Regions from separate parts of the Homo sapiens genome. Here region 2 is linked to region 1. The links are chromatin loops, found by intact Hi-C in ENCODE. Cell type or tissue: left lung. All regions are shown on one strand. Links, peaks and the distances in the headings refer to the core of each region. The heading gives the core; the rest is flanking DNA.

Region 1 (15,556 bases), core at 3,445-11,444:
ATCATTATGCTATATTAAAAAGGAAAAAAGCAAGATAAACAATGTAGTAAATTTGTGTGTGTGTTTGGGATATGCCCAACAAGAAATAAGCTTAAACATATCCGTCATTCTCAATTGTGGCAGGTGGCCTGAAGTCCAGACATCCAGCAGATGGCGCTCTGTGCCCGTTTTATGTGGCGGAGAGACTCGCGCCCGTCATTCCGCTTCCCGTGTTGATGCAAATCCTGAGCATTCTACTGTGTTAAAATCAACACTTCATGTTCTCATAATTAGCATTCTGCTTTTAGAAATGACCCTACCGTCCTTTGTTTTTTCTTAACAAAGCAAAGCTGCGAAAGTTTATTAAGCACAGTATTACACTCTTGGATGGGGAGAGCAGACAGACCTCTCTGGGAGATGAGATCAGCCCCTACTCTCCTCTTGGATTTGGATTTTGTCTTCCTTCCTGGCTCAGTTTGAGCTTGAATTCTGCAATGTGCTTCACATGACGTGGGGGATGAGTGATACCGTGAGAGAACACTGGGCTGGGAGCTGGTAGTTCTGTACTTGGGTGACTTTGGGCAGATGTTTGACCTCTTACAGCCTTGAATTCCTTGTTTGTAGACTAAGGTTGTGTACCAGATGATCACTAAGGTCCATTTCTTCAATCAAATTCTGTGATTCTGCTTCCAGTTTTCAGCCTACAGTTCTCTGGGGAGGGGACATAAAGGCACCACAGTAGTGTCTTCAATAAAGTCAAGTTGGAGAGAGGATAGTTGTCTCAGTCTGTTTTCTGTTGCTTATGACAGAATACCTGAAACTGTGTAATTTATAAAGAAAAGGAATTTATTTCTTGCAGATAAAGAGGCTGGGAAGTCCAAGGTTGAGGAGGCACATCTGGTGAGAACCTTCCAGCTGGTGGGAAGTTGCGGTGTCCTGAGGTGGCACAGGGTATCACATGGTGAGAGGGCTGAGCATGCTAACATGCTAGCTCACATCTGTCTTCTTCATCTTATAAAACCACCAGTTCCACTCCCATGATAACCCATTAATCCACCAACCCGTTAATAAGGGTAGAAGAGTCATGATCCAATCACCACTTAAAGGTCCCTACCTCTCAGTACTGCCACATTGGGGCTTAAGTTTCAACATGCGTTTTGGAGGGGATATTCCAGCTGTTGCACTATTGGACCAAATGACTGGATAACAGAGGAAGGGAACAATTAAGAGACAGGAAGGGGAAGCAACAATGAGAAGGAGAAGGTCAGCAAGCCTTGGAGATTAGACTCTGAATCTGAAGCAAATGCAGAGCTAGCTATGGCTTTTGACATGGTTTTGAATTCATTTCTTCCAAATCTCATGATGAAATGTGATTACCACTGTTGGAGGCAGGGCCTGGTGGGAGGTGATTGGATCATGTGGTGGATCCCTCAGGAATGGTTTAGCACCATCCCCTTGGTGATAAGTGAGCTCTTGCTCTGAGTTCACGCAGGATCTGGTTGTTTAAAAGTGTGTGGCACCTGCCCCCTTGCTCTCATGCTCCTGCTCTTGCCACGTGATGCACTGGCTCCCTTTGCCTTCCACCACGATTGTAAGTTCCCTTAGGCCCTCACTAGAAGCAGATGCTGGCACCATGCTTCCTGTACAGCCCACAGAACCATGAGCCAATTAAACCTTGTTTCTTTATAAATTACCCAGTTTTAGGTGTTTCTTTGTAGCAACACAAGAATGGCCTAATACAGCTTCATTTAGCAAATGGCAGAGGAGGGATTCAGGACCACTTTTGTCTCTAGGACCCCTGACCTTAGCTTCAGGCACAAAGTCCTTCACCTCCATGGAAGGTGGATTGTAAAGTAACCTAATGCAGTGCAGGCAGCAGTGTGACACTGCTCTTGCTTCTAGCTGCCAACAGCTCTGTGTTCATCAGCAGCCCCAGCAGCCGAGAGTCACTTTCTCCTCTGGTTCTGTCTTCTATCAGACCCTCATCCAACATCTATGTCCCTCTCATTTACCTCTCGTTTACAGACTAGCTCATGTTTAACTCTCCACTACTGTTGAATTTTGCTCCTGTCTTTCATCTTCTCTCATTTGTACAATGGTTGGAAAGGAATACCGTAACAGATCAAACTGATATTCACCAGTTAAGGGATGGGATGGGAGGTTTAGAGCAAAGTGAAAGGATCATGTGGGATGTCAGTACAGTGTCATGAGAGCCGCGTGACCATATATGTATCAGGCATCCAGCAGAAATTTAGGTGGCATCTCAAAAGATTTGAAAACTTGTCTATTCATGTTTCACTTACCAGATCAGATTCTATTTTCTCTGTAAAGCCTCCTACTCCCTCTGAAGTTTAAAAATGCTTATCTGAAAAATATCCTTGATAACTGTTTTTTTTAGCATTGTTTATTATATTTTCATGTTCATGTCTCATGCCATCATGTGCTCTAGTACTCCTTGGGGATGGGAACTGCCTTGTTTATATCTACTGCATCATTTAGCAGTCTTTGAACACAATAGTGCACTTCACTTTCAAGCATAAAAACCAACTTAACTTGGATTTACTTGCCCCTACATTTATTTTAGCTTGCTTTCCAGACTGTGAAAGTCACATTAAATTCCTGATTACTCTAGGATTGATCTTGCAGTTTGAATATTTAAGTCCTCGGCACTTTTCTCTCTAATTTTTATTCTTTTGCCTTCCGACTATTTTGCATCTTTCCCTCATTTTCTTCACATGATGGAACTGGAAGTAAAAGGAGATGAAACCAATTTATTTTTATGTTGCTACTTGTAACTGGTAGAGTTTGTAGGGTTGAAGTCGAGGGGAAGGTTGGAGAAAGAGTGGCAGCTGCTGAAAATGAAGTTTCCAAATAATGGAAAGTTTGCTATTCATGTTCTTTTATGTGCTGGTTGAATAAGTTAGGATTTTAAAAATAGAGTTGGCATTTATGATTCTATTATTTCTCATTATACATCAGGTTGTATCTGTGTGTAAATGCAAAAGGTGTTGTGCTTTCACTGCCGTTCTTCACTGAAAGAAGGGGCCAACCCGAGCCATATCTCAGAATGAGAATTAGCCTTATGGAGCACCTAGCATCTCATGGGGTGTACAGAGGGCTCTGCACTCTTCAGAATGGGTCAGGAGGCTGGATGGAAAAGGAGGCAGTTGGCTAGAAGTAATTCGTGTGTTATTAGATTATGGCTTTTGTGTTTTGAATCTGTGCTGCAAGTTATCTTGAAAAGGTTTCCCCCAAGTAGCAGTCAGAGGCCAGGAAAGATACCTCTGGATTTCACTACTGGTGGAGTCATAGACACTGGCCACTCCAGCTGGGGTGCCAGATCACAGAATGCTGGAACAATTACTTTCTTTCTTATTTTCTTTTCCACTCAACAAATAATTTGCATGACTATGAAACCCAAGAATCAGGCCCTCTAGATATTGGGAAAAGGATGCCTCATGCCTATTCCTAAGTTAGTTCTTTAAACTTGAAAATACTGTCTACTCAAGGCCGTGTCCGGAGCTGACTTTACTGATGGTTTTGGAGTCACAGAGGCAGTTACACCAATGAAAAACATGTCAGAGCATATGACCATAGAGAAGTTAATTTTGAATGTGAGCATGAAATACACCGTCCTTTGCTTACTCATTTTCTGTTATTAGTAGCCTTTCTCTGTAGATTCCTCCTTGCTACCACGTTACTCTTCCCCCATCTCCCTCCCCCTTTCTTTGAAATCCCTCCTTCCAGTTTAGTGTTGGGACCTGGGAATTCCAAACGTCTTCTTCATTATGCAGAGGAATTTCATTCTTGTTTCCAACTTTTCAGAAGCTCATATTTCTCTAAGCAAATGGTGTGATGAAGTGCTTTGTTAACTAAAATGCCATCTTCTCCAGAGAAAAATCTAAGGAGGTAGACAGTTTTACTTAGTTGCAGGCATGTGCATGTATGTGTCTGCTGTATTTGCTATAGATAAAGTCTTATGACAGATATTTTAGGATAACATTTTCCAAATTTTTTTGAAAGACATATGAAAACCAGAGTAAGAAATATATTTGACTTCTCAACCCGTGAAATATATAAATGAATATTCATGTACATTTACATTCACATATATGCATACACACATATTTTATACAAAATGATACCTTTATTAAAAGGACTATGTTTGATATTCTATTTCATTTATTTAAAAAATACTAGTCCTGACACTTTAACTTGATTTCATGACTCCTCATGAGCTTCAAACCTGAAGTTTATTATTTGATGTGAGTAAAATTCCATATCTTGCTTTTAGAAACTAATCCTAAAAAGCTAATACAGCCTTAACCTTACTGGCTCTACCCATACTGGCTTGATAAAAAAACTAAATCAGTATTTGAAAACTTCAGTGGGAACTTTCATTCTGAAACTTCTCCAAGAGGTTTTTAAAAACATCATTTTGGTTTTGTTTTTGTTTTTGTTTTTTTTTGGATAGAGTCTTGCTCTATTGCCCAGGCTGGAGTGCAGCAGCATGATCTCGGCTCACTGCAACCTCTGTCTCCTGGGTTCAAGCTATTCTCCTGCCTCAGCCTCCCGAGTCACTGGGATTACAGCTCTGTGCCACCACCCCAGGCTAATTTTTTTGTATTTTTAGTAGAGATGGGATTTCATCATTTTGGCCAGGCTGGTCTTGAACTCCTGACCTCAAGTTATCCACCTGCCTGGGCCTCCCAAAGTGCTGGGATTACAGCCATGAACCACCACGCCTGGCCAAAAAATGCACACTTTAGTAGAATATGGCAGAAAATTTGGAAAGTAGAGTCAATAGAAACACAATCTGCAGCTAACTCCCATCATGTACCCTGTTAACATATCATGATATTTCACTGCAGCATATTTGCTATGCATCCAGACTAACTTCTTATTGCAAACCCTCTTCTTCTTCTTTTTTTTAAAATTGAAAACCCCTATTGTTTTTCCTCACATGTCAAGGAAGACTGAGAACCTACATATAGGGTTCTAGCCTATATGTAGCCTCCCATGTATGCAGGGGGCACACTTGCACACGTATACACACACACACACACACACACACTCTCTCTCTCTCTCTCTCTCTCTCTCCCCCTGTCTCACAGAACGGAGGAAAAACTTCACTGCCTGACTTTAATATTAAATCTCACTTTTCTCACATTTTCTATGTTTTCACACCTACAGTCTGGCTAATCTATTTTCTAGGCAATTCTTAGCAGAAAAAAATGTGAAAGTGATAACTAGATTGTAATGTGTGAAAAAGCTCTCAGTACAGATCTGAATATATTTGGGAGGAATAAGAATATCCTAGATTTTCAGAAAATTAAAGATGCCATTTAAATAATAACTTTCCCATACTGGCCTTTGAGACTATCTTCCCTGACTGTTACAGTGGCTCAACCATAAAGTGGGAGAAAATACTAATGTTATTTTTGAGGATTGCATAAGTTAGAATTAGTGGAGTTTTCCTGGGCTCCTCCTGTAACTTGGGAACTAAATTGGAGTTGCTCTAGGATCATGTAATGCTAGTAATGTGTCTGGCTTTTCTTTATAATCAACAGAACCACCCACTAATGACCTATGCTCCCTTTTTACAGAATATTTTCCACTCTTCATTTAGCTGATATAAGTTCTTCATAACTTGGGGCATTTATTTGTTAGCTTTTTATACTTAACAGGGGACTGGAATTTCATTTCTGAAGAGTAATATTTGCTGCTTTGAGCTCTTGAGGAAAAAATAAAAGGGGTTAATGATTTCAGGACATATATGTTTGAGTTAAGATAGAAAGTTGTAATCACAAGCTGATATAAAAGGGATAATTTTGCAAATATTAAAATCATTAATATAAATCTCCTACATAAAGTATCTTTTTCTTACTCCTTTCCATTTTTAGGCTAAGCCACTAAGCTAATGCTGCCTTGGCAAGAGAGAATAGTACAATACATGAGAAAGCTAGATGTAGAGAGAGGGGCAGAGAGAGAGAGAGAGAGAAAGAAAGAGAGAGAGGAAAAATAAAATATATTTAAGTTTCTATCTCCCTCTTTAAGATATCCAGAGCCAGGCTTGGTGAACTTGAACATAGAGTTATTTAGGACAGTAGTGGAAGAGAAAGTAGGAAGAGAAGGGCTTCCCCTCCTGGCCCTCAGGGATGGTGAGAAGGAGACATAGAAAGAAGATAAAACAATGAAGACAGCTCCTTGCTCCAGGCTTTGACCCAAAGCACAAATGATGTTTTTAAAAAACTGAGGAGTACTGAAGTTAGAGGGGATATACTCACCTTGTTTGGATCTCATGAAGGGTGCCTGGCAAGAACTACTGGCAGCTTCACAGAGTGGTGGGGTCAGAGTATCTGAGTCTGGCTCCTGAGCCTCTCTAGATTCTGGTATGGCATAGAGATTGATTGAGAGTCAGAAAGCCTGCCTTGGGCAACTCCACAGACTTGTAGGGTCAAGGTGATCCCATGACAGAAGCTGAGGGTAGAGCACCCAAACCTAGGGGACAACATGAAGGATGCATGAGAGATTTAGAATGGGGTTGTAGCCACTGAAAGCTGAGAGGAAGGAAGCTGAGTGTTTTAAAATGCAGTGTGCTAATAGAACATTTAAGGTATAGTAAGGCCAACAGATCAGGAGACAGTTGTCATTGAAAAGACAGTTTATGAAGTTCCCAAGAGAAGTGTGCATGCTGTACTTCTAGTAGGGGCACATTGGTGAGCAACGGGCTTGGTCAGGAGGGAAGGGAGAGAGGAACTGGGGGAATTGTGGTTTCTGGGAAGGAACAAGCAAGGCAGGGTAAGCAGGCTTAGGACTGGCTGGTTTGAATAATTTAGTCAGGCTCTGGAGCATAGAAGCTGTCCCTAGTTGTCTGGTATCTGGCCCTGGGATGATTAGGTAAGTTTTGTGGTGTCTCAGAGTACAAGAACCTGATAAAGGAGGTGGTTGCTGGTGTGGACTCTGGCTTGATCATTTTTTATTTGAATTCTCACCTCCCTCCCACTCTGCCCACCGTGGGAGGAAGATTCCTTCTCCCTAGGTGGGGAGGCTGCAATGAGGGAAGTGGGAGGCCAAGGCGGGGAGATTCAGTCATATTATCAGGGTGTCCAGAACAAGGTGTGTCTGCAATATGCATACAGGACAGATGTCAATACATCAAGTTTACAGAAGCTAGAGAGGTGCTTAATACACTGAGTCAGCAGTAATATTCCACCAGGTCCTGGCCAAGTCAAGGAAGAACAGTCCGCAAATTTACGGCTGCAAATACCAGCAGTGGATACCAGTAGAATGCTCATGGATGGACCAGTCAACACATCCAATATGTATGCCAGGCCAGCCTGGAACCTGCAAGGGCCTGGGGGTCAACAAGAGGGTGAGGTCATTCATTTACTCATTCACCTAACAGCTACAGTGAACCCAGATACCAACTTGGCATGTGTAAACAAGGGGAAGGGAAGAATGAAAATAGACCAAGCACCAAATGGTGCTTTTACCCTAAAGACAAATGGTACCTAATAAGGGATTGTTTTATTTATTAGATTAGATGATATGTCAAATGGGATTACAGTGTAATCTAGTGGTCCCCAAACTTTTTGGCAACAGGGACCAGTTTTGTGGAAGACAAGTTTTCCAAGGTCAGAGAGCTGGGGGGCGGTGAGTTGCAGCAGTGGAAGGGATGGTTTCCAGATGAAACTGTTGCACCTCAGATCATCAGGCATTAGTTAGATTCTTAAAAGGAACATGCAACCTAGGTCCCTCACATGTGCAGTTCACAATAGGGTTCGTGCTTCTATGAGAATCTAATTCCGCTGCTGATCTGACAGGAGGTGGAGCTCAGGTGGTAATGCTCGCTTGCCTACCACTCACCTCCTGCTAGGCCACCTAGTTCCTAACAGGTCATGGACTGGTACTGGGTTGGGAACTCCTGGATTAGACCATTCCCTAGCACATGGGAGATTATGAAAGAGATCATATCAGTTAGAAACAACATGCACTATATTTTTGCTGAATAGTGGAGCTTATTGTGAGTGAATTTGCAAGATGATTACATTGATTACATCTCTTTCTCCCAACTCCTCATAATAGGAAGCTGGCTTGGATATTGTGTTGGAAGAGAGTTGGAACTAGAGGAAATGGAAATACGAGACTAGGAAAAGAGGCCTTTCTCTTTTCTTATTTAAAGGGTCCTTTTAGAGCTAGGCAGACAATAATCATACTTAGCTCCCATAATATTATGGGACTCATGATACCAATTAATTCTCCTAAGGCTTTATGAGCTTGACCCATACTTACTTTCTTTTAGATAACTGTAAGAACCCCCAAAAGCCCTAAATACTGAAAAGAGGTTTGGGTCATTCATTAAATTATTAACTATGCAGCCGCCTTCATTTTCATCTTCAGGAATCATTAACCACTTTATTATTAACGATGGCAAAAATGGAACTAATTTTGCACAGTGGGATACTGAGATTAACGCACTGTCTTACCTGCTTTTTAAATTATAGTACCTCCAACAAATACTGAATGCCTACTGTGGGCTAAGCATCATTCTAGATGAAGATACGAGGGCAAAGAAGACACAGACTTGCCCTCAAGGAGTTTATAGTATGGTGAAGAATACAAAGGCAATTATCAAAACAGTGATGGAGAGAACTACTGGATTCTAGAGGGGCACGTTCTTGGAAACTTGGGAAAAACTTTCTAGAGGAAGGGTGACTTAAACTGAGTTGTAAAGGGCCAGTAGGGATTAGCCAGTGAAGAGTGAAAAGAGAAATGTGAAAAGACCTAAGGAGAAAGCATTTAGTTCATCTGGAGAAGTAAAAGGAGTCCTATTAAACGTGTACTACCACAATTAGTACTAGTATAAATTGGCTTCCATGTGCTATAGGACTGCCAAGAATATTCCCCAAATCTTGCATATAACTCACTCAACCATGTGCAATTTTGGGGACTGACAGACTTATGCTCATATTTTAGCTTTGACATCTTAAAGAATTTACTCAACATCTCTGAGCCTCTGTTTCTTCAACTGTAAAATGACGATAATAACTTCTTTGAAGAATCATTATGAGGATTGAAATAAGTACGTGAATATAATGTATATTTCCCTTTCTTACATTCTTTAAACAGTTGATGGATTCCCTCAGCTTTAATGAAATTTGTCCTAATTAAGAGATACTACTAGATTTTACCCCACTTTTTAAGGTCATAGCAATTAATGGGAAGCTTTTTTATGGCGGTGATGAACCCCAAAGAAAACTTCAAGAGTGAGGATTAAGGGAATGGATAAACTTCTTTCACAAGTGATTTTAGCAGCTAAGATGAAAATGTGTCACCTCAGATGGTTAAGTCATCAAAGGACAGAAAAGCTATTCTGGAAAAAGATCAGAAATTACAGGATGGAGAGAACTTATATTTGGAAAATTCTTGGCATTTCATGACAAAGGAGGAAAGGAGTAATTAATTACAGCCCTCTTTCCCTCCAAACTAAGATAGATCTTCAGAATCCTCAACACTGTGTTCCTGGCAGCCACTCCCAGTAGATTAGCACTCCTACAAGGGTTCTCTAGGAAGAAACTAAAGAAGAAAAGACTTCGTTGGAGGGAGACAGACATTTCCTTTTCTACCCAGAGGTGTCCTTTTCAGAGATCCCTTTTCCCCTCACAGAGCTGAGGTCAGCCTCCACAGAGCACCAGCGAGGGGCCTTCTGGGTTGAGTTGCTGTGTTCCAAGCTTGATGGGATCAATAATTGGAGTAGTCTAAGAAGAGCCTATAGGATGTAATGGGAAATTTTTGTTGTGGCTATTGTTTGTTCTTGTTTTTTTTTTTTTTTTAAATTCTGAAACCTAATTTTTCTGCTGTCTACTAAACCAAAACCTGATTCAGAAATGAAGGCTCAAACAAATGTAAGGAAATTATGAATGTTACAGAGTTGCTATATTTTAAATCATATTTTGTTGGAAAAAATTTTATAACAAAATATTGAAATATTCATTAGGGTAACAATTTTATAATTACATTAAAAAAATTCTGTCACGAGTGATTAGAACAGATGGCAAAGTCGTCACAGCCTGACACAGTTTTATAGCCTGTAGTTTCAAATGGATGTGGGTCAAAGTAATTCAATGATCATTACTCTGTTATTCCTCACCAGGACAGTAACCAAGAAATTCTATAAAACCAGAAAGTGATAGAATCTCTTGCTGATTGTTTCCTGTCTTCATCTGTAAGAGGACTTGTAGTTATTGTTTTGCAGCTTATACATAGGAAACGTTCACATTAAACAATCAGGAACTTGAGCCACTCAGGGGAAGTGCTGATTTTTTTTTCTATTTTTTAGTGGAATTCATTGTAATTTAATGTTTTATATATTGGGAACAAGTTCAGTGCTCCATATATCATAATACTCTAATGAGATGCACTATATATTACCATGCTCGCAGAAGCCATCATTTGGTTCATCCCATTTGCCAGGTCTGGGATGTGACAGAGAGCTTTATAACAGGTGCCCAGTGAAGCACACGTTTTGCACAATTCATAATTCAGCCCTGGCCACCTGTCTGTTCAGTGCTGTGGCCAGATTAGGCAAGTTGCTGCATAGCCATTTCAAACAAAAATTCATATTAAACTATTAAATGAGATTTGTAACTTACCCAGCAAAGCTAAAAATGGGAAGAGTAAATTTTATTTTTGGGAACTGGTGGAACATTTACAAAATCAACCGGATTGTTACATTTTTCTCACATGCTAGTTAGAAAGATGTTGATGTATAACGGAGGAATATATCTGTGTAGATATAATCGGTAGTTGTAGCACTGCCTATTGCACATTACTTATATCTCAATTTGTTTAAGAATAGAAATACTAATTTTTAAAATTTTTAGTTGATATTTTCTGAAAAATTACCTTCTTTATTTTTATGCTACATTTTTCCCCTTGTTTGCCTATAATTGTTCTTGAAGAATACTTGAATGTCGGGGGGCCTGGTGAATGGGGGCCTCGGACACCATCTGCCCAGCTCCGCTGCCCCTCCCAAGTCTTGTACTATGGTCACAGTCTGGTGGCCATGGGGGTGCTGTGCCTTCCCTGGTCCCTACTGCCCATATCTGTGGACTGCCCCTTCCAAAGACCCCAGGGGATGGGCAGACTGCCTGCCTCACTCCCCCATCACACTAAAAAGGCAATCATCAAAACAGTGGCATGTTTGGTATTCCCTTTTTCTTCTCCCTCTCTCTCCTTCTGTCTCTCTTTCTTCTTTGTTTCTACCAACAAAAATTTCTTTAGATAAGTGCTTCTAGGTGAGGCTAGAAAGATGAATACATTGACACGGGCACATACTACTATAATGTGAACCGTGAAGTAATGACTGCTTTGAGAAGATTAATATAATGTGCTTCTAGTATTCTCAGTATGCAAGGATTGTTCTAAAATGAACTCCAAGCCACCAGGATTTAGATTATTGTCCTGGTGCCAGATTTCTTGCCCTGAGAGTTAGGTGACACTCCCTCCAACTTCATCATGCTTCAGAAGTAAGGCTGATAAACAGCTGCTTGGGTTGTGGTGGGTGCAGAGCAATTTGTGGGGTGGTGGTGTCCTCTCACAGAGGGGCCAACAGGCTGCTGCTGGTGAGGGCCAGGCAGCTGGGGATTCCCAGCGCAGCTATGATGTTATGAACTCCTTATCAAGCACCAAAGGAGGCAGAAAGCCGGAACATTCCTTAATCTCTCAGACCCTTATTTTCTTCATCTCTCAGCAAGATACAGTTTTTCTATCAATTATCACAGCTGTACACTAAATTGTGTGATTGCATATGCTATTATTTGCCTTGTTTATCTAGCTCCTAGCACAGAGTCTTACATGGAGTAGGGGGTCAGTAAATATTCGCTGAGAGTACGAATATGTGAACAATGGAAAATTACTAACCTCAAAGTGTTTTCATGAGAATTAAGAATAAATATTTTTGGATAAATGCATATGTGAATATAAAATGCCTGGGGTGCTTCCTGGCTCAGAGGAGGCACTTAATAAATATGTGGTTATGAGTTTCAGGTTAAATTGTGCATGAATTATTTAAGAAAAAATATATAAATTAATGCTTTTAAAACTTCTGATTACTTTTTGTCTAATGTCATCGGTGGCATGTCAATGTCATAGAAGCCAGAGTTTTACCATATGTTACTATTAGAGCAGGGTGTATCTTAAAAGCAAATAGGGAGACTTGTTAGGGATATTGGTTCTTTGACAGGTGCAGAAGTTATCTGGATTAAAAATAGAAATGCTTCTTTTATGAAGATATAGATTGACATCAAATATTCCACAAATGAATCACTTTACATTTCTAGTTAAAAATTTACAGCAATGAAAGCTCACATTCCTGTTGTACAAAACTAGAAAATACATGCTTTAACGTAACTTTGGAGCATCAATCTCTATTTACTAAATCTCATGCACTTCGACTAAGAAATCTATTTGTAGACAGAATCATCACATAGAAAGAAAATTGAAGCATTCTCTAACTGACCTAGCAATAGTTCAGTAATGATGATTGCCTGGAAAATTCTGTAGATTACTGTCAACTGAGAACATTCATCTGTCAGGACTCAGCAGCTGGGGAAAAAGCCCTTCAATCCAAAAGCAGAGTCGGGGCCACTATAGCATGGTGGACGGCAAGACGGAGAGTGGTTGGCCAGTGTGCTTGGGGGTGGGTGGTGGTGGTGGCTGATGATGGAGGGGTGCCTTCAGCCACTGAGTCTTCTCAATGCTAACTTAAGGGGAAGAAGAGTAGGTATGGTTTGGAAGGATGTAGATCCAAGCATACAACCTCAAAATAGCCACCTTCATCTTCACTCACCTCATGACTGCTATTATCACATATATTTCAATGGCTGGGCCAGGATGGGGACTGACTTATATCTACACCATTTGACCTTTCATTTACTTTCTAGTTCTCTCTTTCAGCTGGCTCCTTTGTTGTGGCTTCTTTTTCCTCTTTACTACGAAGGATTCCCAAGTGGTCTTTTCTCTGGTGATTCTTCCTTTTCTGCATTCCCCCCTTTTTTGGGGGAAAGTATGATTTAGCCTGAAGGATCAGGGCTGGGAGGGGTGACTGGAACCCAGAAGGAGAGAGCGGTGTATATGGAGGAAAAATGGCCTTCTATAAGGGATGTGGCCAGTGTGAGACAATCTCACAGGAAGGGAACCTGGGGAATAAACAGTGATCTCACTGTACCTCCCTGCCTCCAGTCACCTGCTGGTAGAACCCAAAGGGAAGTCCAAGGGTGCCATGATCCATGTTTGTTCAAATCAGACTTCTGGAGTGGATAGCAGAGCGGAAAAGGGTGGAGAGTAGATCTGAAGAGGCAAACAAGGTATCTGGCAAAACTCCCATATCTATAGTTCTATCCCTAACTTATTTCCTGGGCTGGAAATCTAAGGCATCCAAAATATCTTCCATGGAAACTAACCCTGTTTACCATCATTTTGTTTCTGTTGATGGAGTCTTAATTTCCACAGTTCCTGAGGTTCATAACACCAAAGTCTTCTTTGAGGTCAACTCGTCACTTCCACCAACAGTGAAGTTGAGGGAACAAGCTGTACTACTTTACCTGCTTTTAAATCTTCCACAGCAGCAAGTAATGTTTGCAGATAGTGAGCATCTAAGATATATTTATGGAATTTTCTTGACTTAACTTGTTCAGAGCTTATTGCTAATTAGAATAACTTTAACCTTGGAGATGTTTATTTTTCACTTGATTGTTGTAAGGTTGCAAAACTGGGCAGCTGCAGCCAAAGGTAACAGCCCTGAAAACACACCAGAGGATAGCACAGACAGTGCCTGCTCAGTCATGATGGACAGGGGAGAAGACAGAGGGAGCTTGCCTGATGTATTCACTAAGTGGCTGTTGAGTGAAGGTTTCCTTCGGCCAGTTATGCAAGAGGGAGACTATTTGTTCTTTTAAAATGATTGCTTATGTATTTGCTTTAGCTTTTATTAATTATTTTAAGTATCTTTAACACCAGAGATATCTCACACTGGTTGCCCTAGGGCAGTTAAAAAGCATTTTTTAAATTGACAAAAATTATATATATATTTATGCTGTACAACTTGATGTTTTGATACATGTATACATTGCGGGATAGCTAAACCAAGCTAATTAACATATGCATTACCTCACTGCTATAGTTTAGATGTTTGACCCCTGCAAACTGCATGTTGAAATGTGATCCCCAGCATTGGAGGTGGGGCCTAATGGGAGGTGTTTGGGTCATGGGGGCAGATCCCTTGTGAATATCTTGGTGCCATCCTTGCAATAATGAGTGAGTTCTCGCTCTGTTAGTTCCTGTGAGAGCTGGTTGTTAAAAGGGGTCTGGCATCTCCCCACCCTTCCTGTTTCTTGTCTCACCATGTGATCTCTGCAAACACTGGCTCCTTTTCATCTTTTGCTGTGAGTGGCAACCTGAAGCCCTCACCAGAAGCAGAGGCTGACACCATGCTTTCATGTTCAGTCTGCAGAATTGTAAATCAAAAACCTTTTCTTTATAAATTACCCAGCCTCAGTTATTCATTTGTAGTAACAAAAATGGATTAAGACGCTCACGTACTTATTAACATTTTTTTGTGGTTATGGACACTTAAAATACTCTTAGCAATTTTCAAGTACACAATATATTGTTATTAACTGTAGTCACAATGGTGTATAATAGATCTCTTGAACTTACTTCTCTTTTCTAACTAGAATTTTGTGTCTTGGACTAACAGCTCCCTAATCCCCCACACTCCTGTTCAGCCTCTGGCAACCACTATTTTACTTTCTGTTTCTATGAGTTTGGTTTTATAAGATTCCACATATAAGTGAGATTATGTAGTATTTGTCTTTCTGTGCCTGGCATATTTCACTGAACATAATATCCTTCAGGTTCATACATGTTGTTACAAATGACAGGAGTTCTTTCTTTTTTAAGGCTAAATAGAATTCCATTATATATATATATTATATATATATATATATATATATATAATATATATATAATGTACATAAAATATATATTTTTCTATTTATTTATTTATTTATTTATTGAGACAGGGTCCTACTCTGTCACCCAGGCTGGAGTGCAGTGGCACGATCTTGGCTCACTGCAACCTCCACCTCCCGGGTTCAAGTGATTCTCTTCCCTCAACCTCCCGAGGAGCTGGGGGTACAGACGTGTGCTGCCACGCCCAGCTAATTTTTGTATTTTTAGTAGAGATGGGGTTTTGCCATATTAGCCAGGCTGGTCTCAAACTCCTGGCCTCAAGCGATCCGCTTGATTTGGCCTCCCAAAGATAACAGGCATGAGCCACTGCGCTCGGCCTGTGTGATTATTATTAACCTTAAAAATGTTGACACCAAACCTAATGGATTTGGAGAATATACTGGGCTGTGTTATCAAAGCCAAGTCATAACAATCTGTTTCTGAATCAGTGTGAACTTGACAGAAGGGGTAGGTGGGGTAGAGGAACCATCACTGTTGCTGATTCTCAACCTTGGCTACACATGATAATCACTCGAGGAGCTTTGAAAAATAGTGATGCCTG
Region 2 (15,556 bases), core at 2,665-10,664, 120 kb after region 1:
AATTGAAATAAATGGATAAACATATAAAAGTGACTGAAGTCACTTCATTAGCACCCCAAAATAAACACTGTTTTAAAATTTTTCATGGGGGCACAAAAGGTTATTTTTTATTGATAAGATTGGCAGGCCAATATTGAAAGAAAAGAAAAGGAAACAAGAGACTAACAAGTCTATAGAGGGTTAATCATTTTTTCAAAAAGGCTTTAAAACAGGAGGCTAAGTTAAAAATCATTAGGGATTATTTGCATCTCTGGAACTAAGGCAGCCATAGACTTCAGCAGAATATTTAACTCATTTGATGTCCCAAGGGATGGATTCATTGCAAGAGTTTTCTGATTTGGTTCTCTATGGCTGGTGTGTAAATCATTTGGGCTGTCTCCTACTGTCAGTTTCAGAAGACCCAGCCCTAAATAGCTTAAACATAACAGTGAAGTCCATAGGGTAGACTTTCACAGGGGAAGACAGGGTGGTACTTTCAAGATTGCTTATTTCAGTGGCCTAATGGTGACATCAGAGTCCAGGTCTTTTCCTTCTTTTCCACTGCAGCTATCCTCAGTATACAAATCTTTTCCAAGGATGGTCCCCACAGGGATACCAGATGATTACAGCAGCTAGTCCTCATCCTCATGTAAGCACAATAAAAGCCAGAAAGGACCATCCCTTCTTTGTGGACATTTTAAAGAAAGTGCAGTCCTTTCCCAGCAGCCTCTTTTGCACACTGGCCCACAAGTATCAATGGCTGGAATTGTGTCACATGCTCTTTGCCAAACCAATCATTGCATTGGTAGGAGGAGTGAAATTACAGTAATTGGTCTAAAATAATCTCAATTCATCCCCCCACCCACAGGGCTAGAAATGGACACACACTTGCCTGAAACTCAGAGCCACCCAAACTCAAGGCAAGGAAAAACGAGATAATCAATCAACAACATTTCTCATAGGTAGAAATAGAACAGAAAGACCTTCCTTTTACCCTCTGCCTCTCACTTTTGAACATTCTTAAATACTATAGAGGATTAGAAGACACATCACTCCATCTTTTTTACGTGCATCTTCTAATAGTTGATTGTTATTGGGCACAAGTTGCTACCAGCAGGCATATAACTTTTTCCATATAATGAATGGCATACTGGGTTTCTCTTCCAGAATGGCCATCAGGTAGTATTTATTTATGACTAATGTTAGCTTCTCAAGGCCGTTATGAGTCAATTAAGAGACCAGCCTGAATGTCTCCATGAGCTAAATCGATATTTACCCACATGCATGTACATAGTCATACTTATGAAAACACTTATGACTCCTATGAGAAAAATAAATATTAAACACAGGTTAAGAACAAGCACTTCCAATGGCTGAAAGAGGGTCTAAGATCATATGAAATACACCACAGGTTTAAAATTACTACCTACCAGAAGGATCATTTGAGCCCAGGAGTTTGAGGTTACAATGTGCTAAGACTGTGTAAGTGCACTCTAGCCTGGGCGACAGAGCATGACCCTGTATCAAATTCAAAAAAAATTATTGCCTAGATTTTCATGAAGGAAGACATAAAAAACAAGATAAAGAGGTAAAGTACCAATTTTAAGCAAGATTTATAGAATGTTTGTAATGTGCCAGATACTGTGTTAAGTACCTTATGTACATTACCTCATTTAAAGTTCACAGTCAGATCAAAGGTAAAATTACTATTATCTTCATTTTGCCAAAGAGAATACTGAGGCTAAGAGGGTGAGGATATTGCTCAGGTTCCTCTGTAAGTGAGTGGTAGGGCCAAAAATTGAACCCAGTTTTGTCAGGCTCTAAAACTATGTGCTGACCTTTGACCTCTACCCTGAGAAGACGATGGGAACAATGGTCCCCCTGAAATGTTTCCTCTCTCTTTAGGGTCCAAAACTGCTCCTGAAGAGCTACATAGACTTTGCTTAATAAGCCATCACTGCTGCTTGAAAGAATCAAGACATATTTCAAGAACATTACATAAGTCTCTGATACAGAGGCTCTCTGTAAACAACAAACTGTACTCACCTTCCACTTTTTGAAAATATAAAATATTTTAGGCAGAATTTATGCAATGAAATGCCTTAATAGTACACAATTTTATAACATTTTTATTTGAAAAAATGTTTTTATATGTGCTCCGTGAAATAATCTCCCTCAAAGAGAGCAGCTTCTTTTAAATTTCCGAAGAATTTTAGTTGGAGAAAAAATTCACCTAGATTTTTTTAAGTAGCAATATATAATCTTTTTACATTTCTAAGATTAAAAGGCATTTTCAACCAAGTAAACTTGCAAGTTCATTGGCTTTAAAAAACAAAAAAAAAACTAAATTCCATCTTAATGAAAGTGAGCAGAGCATTGTAAATGAATTAGCTCAATTATTTAGAAGGTTTGGGATGTCAGGTATATTTAGAACAAGGTGGGACCCAGGTGATGAGATTTCAGTGTTTTGCAACCTTACATTAAAATTGGAGTAATGAGCTACTAAATGTGTCAGACTTGAGTTCAGCATAGCAAAAGCTTTGCCAATATTTTACATGCTTAATACAAATCCCAAAGATAAAACTTGTTCTCATAAAACAAGTGGTTTCTATCTGTCTCTCTTAATGTTAGAGTCATAGGATAAACACACTATTTACCCTGTATGTGTGTGTGTGTATTCATTTACCCTGTATGTGTGTGTGTGTATTCATTTACTTCAATGATGATCAGATAATCATGCCAGAAGCTAGTATTCAAGAGAAACTTTATTAGTCCTGAGAGTATAGAAAGATTTAAAAATGTATGTTAATTAAGTAAAATGTACGGTAAAGTTATTTGGAACTGTATTTAATGAAATACACAATTGTTACTGAGCTGCATGGCAATTAGCTGTAAGTCATAAGAAATTTACAAAAGACTGTCATTTCATCAGCATTAATTTTACACAATCAATCTAACTTTTAAAAACTTTTCTATAATCATAAACTTTTCCCTGGATAAAAGCCATTTACATAATTCTGTCTCCTCTCTGTCTCTCTCTACATTTTTTTTCTTATCTTCCTGCCCTTCACCAAGACAGAGGAGACCCAATCCTGGACCCTGCCCAAGGCCTCAGTATCCACCTCTCCTCCTTCCCACCCTGATGATCAGGGTATCAGCTGCTTGGAAGCTCCAGGCCCTCGGTTCTTCAGACCTTGGAGCCACATCTAGTATGTCCTTAGATATGCATCTCCTGCTTTATTTGGAGGGGTCTTTATGAGATTCCCAATAATGTTGGGATGGGACAGAAAGAAGAAACCCAAGCATGTGGTGAAAGGGTGGTAACCCCAGGGAGAGAAAGGGCATATGCCAATGGTTCTGAAATTGTAGCATCGAACAGTTTGGGGTCAGAGGAGTGAGAAGGTGCGGGCATGGAGATAAAGAGTGGGGAAAAGAGGGGAGCAGAGCCGCCTATGGGGCCCAGGACCTCCACAGGAGACCCTAGCGGTGAATACATGCTCTCCAGGCACAGCTTCTGGAAGATTTAGCCTCAGTGCATCCTCCTCAGGGAAGCTGGGAGACAGATGGGGCTGGAGGACAGAGCTGCTTGGGCTTTTCCTGACAGCCCTCACCAGCAAAGCATACAGGCCTTCCTAGAAGACTTTGATAAATTTGGACCTAATCTTGGCTCTGTCATTTTTAGCAGTGTGACTTTAGGTAGTCACCAACCTGTCTGAGCCTCAGTTTCCCCATAGGTGAGGTGAGAATAATACTCTCTACATAGTTATCGTGAGGATTTAATGAAATGAAGCATCTGAGGCCGGGGCGCGGTGGCTCACGCCTGTTAATCCCAGCACTTTGGGAGGCCGAGGCAGGTGGATCAGGAGGTCAGGAGATCGAGACCATCCTGAGCAACATGGTGAAACCCAGTCTCTACTAAAAATACAAAAAATTAGCTGGGCATGGTGGTGGGCGCCTGTAGTCCCAGCTACTCTGCAGGCTGAGGCAGGAGAATGGCGAGAACCCGGGAGGCGGAGCTTGCAGTGAGCAGAGACCGCGCGACACTGCACTCCAACCTGGGTGACAGAGTGAGACTCCGTCTCAAAAAAAAAAAAAAAAAAGAAAAGAAAAAAGAAATGAGGCATGCGAACATTGCCTAAAACAGAGCAGGCTCTTGACAAAAGTGTTTTTCTTTTCTTCAGCCCTGAGGCATGAAGAAGGTTCTTCTTCTCATTTCCAGCTTTGCTCTAATTTCCCCACCTGTATATATTTCATTTCATTTCTGAGAATCAGAATGTTAAAAATAAATGCATAAGGGATTGGAGATGAGTAAATTGGAGGCTGAATAAGTGATAGCTTGGGTTTCTTCCAGCTGGGTTGAAGGAAGAGGAGTCATGTTGGGTGAGGGGGTGTCACTGCGGAAGGCAGAGGCATCCCGGCATCTTCAGGGCACAGGGACATTTTCCATCCCTTGTGGAGTGGGAGCTGTGACTGTCCCTTGCAGGGATTTAGGACCTCTGACTAGACAGTGTCCTGAGCCATAGTTCTAATGGGCATCCAAAGGTCCTGTGAAGGGGGAGGCTCCCTCCCGCACACCTGACTCTAGGACTAAAGTGCTAGGCTGGGGAATTTGGGGTCTGGTAGGATAATTGCTGCCTCTTATGCATTTAGCCCACAACTTGGGTTAAATCTACAGGCTTGCCTCTCAAAATAGACACTGGACTTAGCAGTATACACAACAGACCTCCCCTCAAAATCTATTTCTAGTTTTTGAGGAGAGCCAGGCTGACACTAAAAATGAAATTGGTTCTCTCACAGCATCTTGGACCCGTAGGATTGTTCCTGGCTCCTCTTTACAGTGCCTGGTGGCTTTTCCTTCCCTATTCAATCTCCGTTTAACTAACTACATTAATATTTCAGAAACATTCTGTGGCCTGTACATTGGTGGTACTTTATTCCCCAGGCTTGAAAAACTTTTTTCTTGTAATTGGAATGCTTTGTGCAGTCTAATAGTCTGTGTTAGGCTAAGAGTCGAATAACATTGCCCTTGTAATTATCTTGTCATAGCCATAAGACAGTAAGTGAGGGCATGTCTGCTCTGCAAAAGGCCAATTCAATTGTGACATTAAACATATGCCTGATCCAAATGAAACACAAATAATGGGTTACCAACCCAATCCAGTCATTTCCAGCCAGTCAGCATCCCCACCCCCCCATCTCTACCCACTAAGTTATACTAACAAACAGGTTATTATTTAAGTAGAAAAATGCATTATTAAGAAGTCAGAAAACATTCATTGAAAACAGATTGCCTCCCCATTTGCGCTGAGCTAAGTTCTATGAAATTAGAACTGCGCATTCCTCAAATCCAGAAGATTTTGTGTTCATGCCTGATTCTTTAGTGGTAGCTTCAGGGCCATTTTAATAAGAAGATTCCACCTCAAACAAAGATATTAGGCTTTGGGGCAAAGCCTCATTAAAAAATACAAGAAGCACATTTTTAGAAAGAATTTTTCAAAGGCTGTCAGAAGCCCCAGCTGAGTTGCAAAGGGCCTAGGCTACCACCTGCCTACTTTCCCCAGTTCTCTGACAGCCGCTAACTAACTTCCCTAGGGCCACTGAGGAGTTCAGATGACCTGACCGTGCAGGAGTCCTGTGACAGAGGAATAATATTAACTAAGTTAACTAAGTGGGAATGGGGGCTTCACAGAAGGCCGTCCGGAGGCGCGTACAGGGGACACGGGGATCTACCTGGAGGAAGAACTGAATTTGTCTTTTCTAGTTCAAAAAAGCCTTCCCGAACTCTTAGCAAACAAGCCAGTGATCGCCTCCTCGCCTTCGCCACTTCAGTTCAGCCTCTTTAGTCCCCATGGAGAGCCGGGATGAACTAGCCCGGCGCGCTCCAGCGGTCTCGGTCGGGGCCGCTGCTTCCCGGAAAGCCACTCCCTTTTTCTTTTCCCACCTGTGTTTCCATTTTCTTTGCCGAGTGTGAAACCAGCCGGCCACCCACCCGCCCCGCTCCGTCTCGTAGGTGCCTCCACAGAGCCAAACTTTGTACCTTCTGGGGATGGAGGGGGATCCCCCAGCAATCAGACACTACCGGCGAGCCAGCCCCGGGGAGGGGCGACTGGTGGACCAGGCGCCAGACCTTCCCGGGCGCGCAGCCCACGGGCCCTGGGGCGCGCCCACGCCAGAGCCCGGCCCTCGCGCGGCAGCCCGCGGGACGTCACCTGGGTGCTCGCGTCCTCCCCGCGCGGCGGACAGCCCGGGCGCCCTTCCTCTCTGCGGGACTGCAGGTCTATCCGCTAAGCGCGCGTGACCAAAAACGGCTCTCAGCGGGTCCCAGCTGACGGAAGGTGGGGGAGGAGTGCGAGGGTCTCTGAGACAGGTTGGGAGCCAGCCCCACCTCCATTTCCAAAGCGGGGGTCCAGGCACAGGAACAGCCAAACGCCCGAACCAGCGGGGTTACCTTTGCCACTTCATCCAATCCGAGCATCGGGTGCGTCGTGCTCTTTTCTAGGAGCGTGGGGTGCCTTCGCGAATAAAATCTGAAGGCATCTCTGCTCTCGCGGAGCTTGTTCTTTCTTATTTTCAAGTGCTTATCTAGACTGGTAGTCACTAAAGTTCCTGTGAACATTTGTAGGTGTTTTCAGCTAAGCAGTAATAGAAACTCGACCTCCATTTTATATGAACAAGTGTTTATTGATGTACCAAAGGTTTAAAGGAAGGGAAAGGGGAAAGGAGAGAGGAAAGAAGAAACCCATAATACCACCAAGGAACTTGTTTTGTTTTCACGAACTTTTAATCCACCCAGTACAACTGCTTTATAATGATCTTTAGCTTCATGCTTGCACCCTGATCAAATCTGCTGGCCTTAGTAGCTACTTAGCAAATAAGGTGACAAGGACGAAGCTGGAGTTGGATCACTTTCCACCCAAGGGAGCCTCATACGATTTTGGAGACAGGCAGCCCGCCCCGCATTCCACCTCAGCTTTATCATTTACTGTTAGGCATATGACCTCGGGCAGGTTCTTTAATGTTTCTCATCCTCAGTTGCTCATTTGGTACTACCAGAATTGTAAAACTGCCCTCCCAGGGATGCTAAGAGGCTTCACTGGCTTGACATATGCAAAAGCCCTCAAATCAGGCCTGCCATGTAGTTAGTGCTCAATATGTGGTCCCTATGATAATTATAGTCATTAGAGCACCTTTCAGAATCCTTCCTTCATCTATAAGATGAGTAGTCAGAGTGGCATGGCAAAATGTCCTGTATTTCACATTAAGTTAGGAAAATGAGAAAAACTTGAAAGGTTAGTGAAATTGGTTAAAATTTCAAAATTCAACAGATCAGAATTTTTAAAAGCAAGTGTAGAGTCAATGATTATACATTTCAGAACTGGAAGTCGCCTTAGAGTTAGTGTTTGTGCAAAAAGACATCATCTCTAAAATCTCTCAGAAAAATCAAGGAGATATGAGGATGGGAGATTAAATTTAAAGAGAATTTGGATTTCAAAGTGGGAGATTTCAAAGCATCTCTTAGGAAAGAAAAACAAGAAGAAACACTTGACCCATTTATTAGGCTGATTATCTAAACGCCCTCTACAATACCCTTGTGGAAAAGCCTTTTCTAGTTCTCTAATAATATAAAAATTCAGTCCACTATAAGTTTATACACCTTATGTTTTTTTCCAAGTTAAAATTTTGATGTACATTTTCCTGTTCAACTTTCCTATCCCTGACCAAATGTTAAGTCGTTTCAAAGAAAACTCAGAGTGGCTTGTCTTGAATTTCTCATTTGTAGGCAATCCATTTTAAAAAAGACAGGAATATTGGCAATGCCAATTTTTGCTACTTCAATTCTTTGTTCCAGTGATTGATAATGATGAGGATGATGATGTTGACGAATTCTATCTAGTTGTGTACTCTAAATGAAGGATGAATAAATCTCATTTTGTTGTTGTTGCTAAATTGAAAAGTGAAGAATACTTTTTTTTTCTAGCCCAATATATTGTATTGTGTTTTATGGAGCATTGGTGGCTAAAAAGCCTGTGCTAGACGTCACTATTTAGGGAAATATTAGCATATGAGGCTTAATTGCATCCTTGCTTAAGTTTGACAATTTCTATTGGTGTCAATGGAGGATATGTGGCCTTACCTTACATTTTGGTGCCACTTTTTATGCATACTTTAAAAGGTATCATTACATTATTTTTATAATAATTGGAAGGTACACAAGATGGGTGTTATCCCATTTTACTAATAAAGAAACTGAGGTTAAAAGTTAAAGTAAACCATAGACAGTGAAACAGAGGCTGAACCAGAAATAGAATCCCACCTAATTCTCACCCTGGACCTTGAGCTTTCTGATGAGGTAACATTCTTTAGATAGCAGTAGGAGAGCCAGAATGCCCAGTTAAAACCCCACCCCTGTAAAGTCCCTGCCTTTTTTTTCTCAGCTGGAAACTGGGAAGTTTGTCAGACAAAGCTCTTCAGGTTACTGGCAATTTATGTGCTGGGAGGTGGATTTGTGGGCAGAGCTCCGGCTGACCTGGTGTTGTCCTGCTATGGCTACAGACTTCTGACTATGCTTATCAGAAAAACTTTCATTTGGTTCAAGGATTTTTGGTGAGTCTCATTAATTCTGGTTTTATAAAAATAAAAGAGATTGGTGCAATGACTGACCCCTCATGCTGATGAGAATGAGGCTTATTGTGTTCCAAACGTGTATATACCATGGACTGCAGAGTGTCCGCAGCAGGTCCTGATCTCTATTCCTTCTCATTAAGGGATTGTTCAGGAACATCTCTCTGCTGACTTGGCATGGCTTTCTTCTGAGGACCCAGGCTGTTCTTGAGCTCCTCACTGGCCTGGGCTGGGATATTACTTGTCTCTGCAATCATCTGCTACCCAGCTTGGTCTTTGGCTCTGCACTTCCTCGAAGCACAGTCTCTGAGAACTTAGTCTTAATCATCCACTCCTATCAAAGCATCTGATTCCCTCCAAAATCCTTTGCAGAATCCTGACTGAGGCTCTCTAGGAAAATGATCTCTCTCTAAACTGAACCCGCTGTGTCCATATTGACTCTATAAGCTGAATTTTCATTGAGTTTTCACAACAGAAGGGATTTTAAAGACCTATTAACAAGAAGAATTTCTGCTAGGAATCTAGTAGTGGGTTCCATTTAGATTATAATATTTTAAATTGTCTCTCAGGCTGCAGCATCTCAGGAAATTAGCCTGAATTAGGAAATTCTCAGAAAGTTAGTCAGATGTCATTTTGTGCCCACTAACATAAGCATTGCATAAAAAGCAGTGAGATATTGCAGTGTTTCCAAAAGTGTGTTCTGTGGAGCACTAGTTCCATGAGATGATCCATAAACAAAGAGTTTTGTTGTGAGACAATTGTTGGTCCTAGCTCTTTAACCCCTCCTTGGATCCACTCCTTGCAATGGCCTCACCATGGATGGAGCATATTTCATCACTCCCTGACTTTGGGCTTGGCTATGTGACTTGCTTTGTCCAGTTGAATATGGATTACAGACACAGTATGACAATTTTAGGAGTAGGACTTAAGAAACTTAGTGCATTTTCACTGCCTCTTTTGTACCTCTGGCATTGTCCAAGAAGAACATGTCCTGGCTAGCCTGCTAGGCCAAGGAGGATGAGAGAAGCATAGAAAACACAAATTCCCAGGCCTGCTGCTTGAAGCAGAAGTGTTCCAGTCAAACTTCAGCTCTGTGAGAATACATGAAGATTGTTCTGAGACACTGAATTTTGGTGTGGTTTGCCATCTGGAATTATTGTGGCTGTAGATAACTAATATAATAGTCAAAAGAGTTTGGGACACATATAACTCCCTCTTCTCAGAGTCATAACCCACATTAATATATTAAAGGCTCTGAGAAGGACTGCATTATTTCATTACTTCCCAAACTCATTTCATTTTTTACCTTTATATTATAATAATATTATATAAAATATACACTTTAGATTAAAAAAAAAAAAACAAAGAAGAGCAGTTTGCCTAAGTCCTAAACTTGCTATTAAGAAACGTGGATGAACTCTTAGAACAACTGACAATGATTTTCAAGCCTTACCAATCAATCAGATTCATAAAGTTTACTTACTAGTAAATCCCCATTTACCTTCTCATGGCTGCTGAATTTCACATCAGTGACTTGTCTGGTATGGCTCTAAATTTCTAAATGAGTAAGAATTATTTTCCACTTCTGGTGCTAGCCAAATTTCAGAATGATTTTATAATCAGTATAAAGAACATTCATTTTTTAAGTAAATGACCAATGAATTATATTGATCAATTTTAATTAAATTCTTTTTTTCAAATAACATGACTAATATTTGCTATTAAAATTACTTAGCAGCTATGTTGGTGTTAAAAATGAGAATGAATAACCTAAAATACTGGCTGATCTCTTTTTCTCTTAATTTTTGAGAAATGGGGAGCACTTTCAGGAGAATTCTTTTTCAAGCTTAGTCACAATGCCAAGGCTTGGGACTGCTTTCAAGCACAAAAGAAAACACATGGGTTTCAGGAAACATATAGAAAACACCTCCTTTTTCATTTAATTTGGTAACTATGATGCATTGTTGATATCTGTTTATATTCCCTAAGGGGCCTTGGCCTGTGCTTTCATTTCAAACACAGGTGCTCATGTTCAACACCATTGGCAGTGATGTTTGTACAAGAATTTATTTCTTTCCAACTTCTTGAAGAATGGTCATAGCTTATCATATAAGCTGTCTCAGTAAGCATAAAACATTATGACCTGGAATGTCTTAAAACAAAGTGAAAAATCAGTTGACCTTTTATACTTTTCTTCCTTCTTCTAAGTGGACTTCTTTCTTCTCACTATATTTGCCCCTAGCTGGCTGGTCTATGGTAAGGTGCTATCTATTAACTAAAGCGTTAGTAAAATTCTTTCATTTTAAAAATCTTTCATTTTATAAGTGGTACTTTTAAAAGACATTTATTTCCAATAATAAAATGCTTGGAGAATTATTCCAGATACTAGGGGTACAAAGATGAACAAGATATCATCCCTGCCAATGAGGACCTTCAAATCTTGTGGTGAAAATAAACACATGAATAGTTACAGTGCAAATGAAATGAAAGTATGATATGCATTCTTAAGATAGAAGTAAGACATGTTAATTGAGTATTCTTAAAGTAAGTCATTTTTATGAGTTTGCTCATGTTGGCTAGCAGAATTGTGATGTGTTAGTGAGTTGAGGTATACAGCCTAGTTTTTATTCTTTGAAAAAACATGAAGGGTGCTTTACCTTGGGTTCTAAGAGAGACAATCACCACGATTCACTGTGAACTACTGCCTTTAATATTTGGAATGAGAACTACATACTCTACTAAACAGTTTTCCTAAGCCTAGTTATAGATAATAAACTATGTATAATATAAATAGAGAAAGTGGATGTTAATATCCAACTCCATCCTTAGGAATTATGAGAAACTTTGAGGAAACAAATTTAAATGAACTGTCTTTGGCTTAATCCACTCTGTATTTCTCCTGCTGCATCAGGTTCCGTAACCCTCTGCTATGTCTCCAGTGCTTCTTGGGCTAAGGTAGAAATACCAGGGCTGGTTTTCAGTCTCAATTAATTTGCACAAGTTTCGCTTTGGCTTCAGAGTTTATAGGGATAATTACCTCCCCAAATGCTCTGGGAAATGCATGCTCTTATTACAAGGGTTACCATATATCTCAGTTTATCTGGGACAATCCCAATTAATGCCTACTGTTCTGGTGGGACTATTAGTTATATCTTATGCCAGTGTAATGGATTAACGGGGCAGCCACCTATTAGTCCTGCTCACCCTGTGGGAAAGGGATGGGAGTGTTATAGTCTGCTCCCTTTGTCTTTGAGATAACAGCTGAAAACAGAGCAGAAATGTGGGTGCCATGAAATTTCCTGTGTGCACATTAATATCTTTCTTGGGGGGCAGTAGCTCAGAATTCTAAGGTTTTACCATTTCATGTCCCCATCAAATTAGCCTCATATCCTTTACCTCCCATGCATTCATTCTTTGAGAGTGAAATGTTTAAATGCCTGCATTTAATATTTACATTTGTTTTTTGAATTATTTTTGAATTATAATGATTTATAAATAATTTATAAATGACCTTCATTTTACTGGAATAGATATTCAGAGAATGATTTAATTTACTCAGTTTTAGTGTAGCACCACCATAAATCCAAAGGGAAATTGAAGAGAACTCACTGGTTTACTGTTTCTCAATCTTGGTGAATTTCATCTCTTTATTTCAAAGATACATTGTGTCCTTGTGTATTGAGTAAAAATAGCTCCACTATCTAATAACAAAGGCATACTGTATTTGACAAATTCCAGATTATAAAACATGTTTATAGTGGAATTGATAAAATTCATAGTAGCAGTACAGTAGGGAAGACAGATCTATGTAATGGGTCTAGGTATGGATTGGAATCAAGTCTAAAGGCCCCTTGTGTAAGTTGTGTGCTTTGAGGGAAGTCATTTAATGTTTTTGAGCCTCAACTTCATTATGGATAAAATGAGGAAGTAAAACTTGCCCTACCCACCTCATAAGGCAACAAATGTGATTAATGTAAAAATAATTTATCCAATGCAAAGCACTATGTGATCATAAGTGGTAGCAGAGAGCTCTGTCCTTCAGGCTATTTAGAGGTATTATACTCACAGAAGAAAAGATATCCACTTGAAAAGTGAGATTTCGTAGTCTATCTCTCTTTCCATTGGCAGTTCCATTCCCCCTATACAGACTAAAGCTCAAACAAGTTCAAGCCAACAAGAATTTGTCAGGAACTGATCAGGATACAGCAATGGGTTTGAGGTGGGCAGAAACTGCTAGTCAATGGGGCATTTCAAAGATGCTAGTGTTTGCAAATTCTGTACCACTGGTTCCTACTCTTGCCAGTGCCTGAACTTGATTTGGTTATAAAGATAAATAAGACATGGTTCTGCTCTAGGGAGCCCACAATTCAATGAGGGAGACAGACATACACAAGTTAATTTCAATATAATGTAATAAAGAGTATAATTTTTTTTTTCATCTTCAGCTGACAAGTTTATTTAATCCCTGAACCTGGATCCAAGGCATCTCCCTGTAGAAAACATCAGACCGGGGCAGAGATTGACAAAGCAACCCAAAGCAGCAGCTGCCAACGGCCGCTGTGCCCACCTCATCAGCAGCTAAAGAGTATAATTTTAAAAAAAGTCACAGAAGAATGTGGAGACACTTAGCAAAACGGACTCTCATAAGGTAAGTTTAAAGAAAGATTTCAGGTGCCAACGATATTGTGTATGTCTGAAAGCCTTCTGTAATGATCATTATGGCACAGTTCTCAGGTGTAACAAAGGGTCAGAGATTACACCTCCTTGCTCCTAGCATAAAAATAACAACCACAGATTTTGTTGTAGAACACACCAGTGCCTAATACCTCATTCGGTCAATTACTTGCTACATTTCTGAGCTTCAGCTTCTTCATCTGTGGTGCAGGGGTAATCATATCTACCTCAGTCTACTGGAATGTCAGCTCTACAAGGGCAGGGACTTTGGCCTCTTTTGTTTATTACTGTGTCTCCATCACTTAGAACATGGTAAGCACTATGGATGTTACCTTATATAGGAAGTACTTACCTGGCCCATGGTAAGTACTCAATAAATATTAATAGTTGTGGAATTTGTTTTGTAAATGAAGGTAGCTATTCATCTCCCAATCACCATTTTTTTTCCTAATTTTAATGAAGATCCACAGTAGAGTCAAGGAGATATTGGACCAGGTCCACTGGTTTACTCTTTGCTTCTCAATCCTGACCAATTTCACCTTTTTGTCTTTCAAGTATGTATTTCAAAGGTACATAGTGTCCTCGTGTATTTAGTAAAAATGGCTCCATTACACAAGACACAGGCAAAAGGCAATGGACAGACCATGCTCATGATGCTTCCCCGTGTATATCCATGTGGTCTGCCATGCTGCAATGTCCTTCCCCGTTGAGAAATTTGCAAGGATCTGAAGACTCAGGTCTGTATATAGAAAGGGTATCATCAAATATGCTTACTTTTTCTGTTTTTCAATGTTTGGAGTCTCTGTTTTTATAAGTGTACAGTTATTCTGAAAACAACCTTTTCCCAAATTGTCAGAGAAAAAACTGTGACTATGCTAGAGTAGTTCATCCATCAAGCTACATCCTTTAAGTACTTTCTCATCTAAAGGATTGACAGATTGCACATTTCACTGGAAAGCTGTCACACAAATATTTCCCTGGAGAGTTGGTAGCTCCAGAGCTTGAGAGTCGGATCTCAGAACGGCAAATACCTCATTGAGAACTAGCTCTAACACCAAATGCAGTTCTCCCGACTGGCCACTTGGTGGCAGTGCCAACTAAGTGCCAGCTCAAGCCATTAGATTGCACACAGGCATGTGATTCCTAACTTCTATTTATTCATTCAAATTTTAGGACCTACAAGTGGTTTTTGGTCAATCACATGGGCTAAGGCAAACTTTGCTTACTGACAAAGAGACTACATGACAATTTTAAAATACATTTCTTACCCTAATTTATGACATTATGTTAGGCCCCCAGTTAGGATACACCTGAAAAGGTGAATAATGGCAATTTCCTCAGTGTCTTTTAATAATCTCTATCTTGACATTATACATAGGTCAAACATAATCCAGGTCCTATCCCAGAACTGGTTATTACCCTGAACTTCTCCACCTCATAAATCTTAAACTCTGTTCTCTGACCACAAACATCTATCTCTCCCTCTTTGCTGTTACAGCAAAGGTGTGCTTTCTCAGAGATCACAGTCTCTTGAGCCCTTCTCTTTTTTCCTGTTTTCCATGTTCCATAGTCCATCCTGCAACCCTTCTGTGTTAGGGTTCTCCTGAGAAACAGAATGAATAGAATGTAGATGGTAGATACATAGATTAGATTAGAGCTAGATAGATATAGAGATAGATAAAGACTTATCATAGAAATTGGCTCATATAATGATTGTGGAGACTGAAAAGCCCCACGGTCTGGCATCTGCAAGCTGGGAACCAGGAGAACTGGTGGTGTAACTCCTGGTCTAATTCCTTAAGTCCGGAGAACCAGGAGCTCCAATGTCCAGGGGCAGGAGAAGACAGATGCCCCAGCTCAAACGGGGACAGTGAATTCACCATTAGTCCACCTATTTGTTCTGTGCAAGCCCTCAATGAATGGGATAATGTCCACCTGCATTGGTGAGGGCATGGGCTCACTGCTGCACCTCTTTTGCTGTGAAGTGAGTTTCTGGATCAGAAACAATGCTGTGTGGAAAACCATGATGGTGGATAAGGCATTCTGTGAATCCACAGATGACAGTTTTGGCAGAGAAGCATTGCAGGTGAGAAAAGCAAGTTTGTATCCAAAGTAAGTTTCTATTTTAGTATGGACAAAACACTGCCCCTTCCATGATGGAACTGGTTCAGTGAAATCAACTTGCCTCCAGGTAGCTGGATGATAACCATGGGGAATGGTGTCATATTGGTGTTCAGTGTTGGTTTCTGCTGCTGGCAGATTGGGCACTCAACTGTGGCCA

The links. Hi-C counts contacts between places; a loop is a spot of excess contacts. Peaks named below come from ENCODE experiments on the same cell type or tissue, not always from the same donor. Only the 100,000 strongest peaks of a DNase experiment are listed, where the experiment ranks them.
Region 2: it touches region 1 in a loop (2.0-fold over the local background); 16 of 110 quality-filtered maps call a loop at or near these places.

What each region holds. Positions count from the first base shown.
Region 1 is chr6:99,868,105-99,883,660 of GRCh38, forward strand. No RefSeq gene overlaps it. Among named protein-coding and RNA genes, the nearest start is that of MCHR2-AS1, 120 kb to the right of the region's middle. In left lung, for the core only: no CTCF peak of the experiment used is centred there; no DNase peak of the experiment used is centred there; H3K27me3 peaks cover 292 bases.
Region 2 is chr6:99,987,748-100,003,303 of GRCh38, forward strand. It overlaps MCHR2 (melanin concentrating hormone receptor 2), which reads right to left and starts at 6,476. Exons shown (of 6, transcript NM_001040179.2): 1 at 6,189-6,476. MCHR2-AS1 (MCHR2 antisense RNA 1) reads left to right here and starts at 6,291. Exons shown (of 3, transcript NR_038384.1): 1 at 6,291-6,457; 2 at 13,047-13,249. In left lung, for the core only: no CTCF peak of the experiment used is centred there; a DNase peak (open chromatin) is centred at 6,174; H3K27me3 peaks cover 4,555 bases.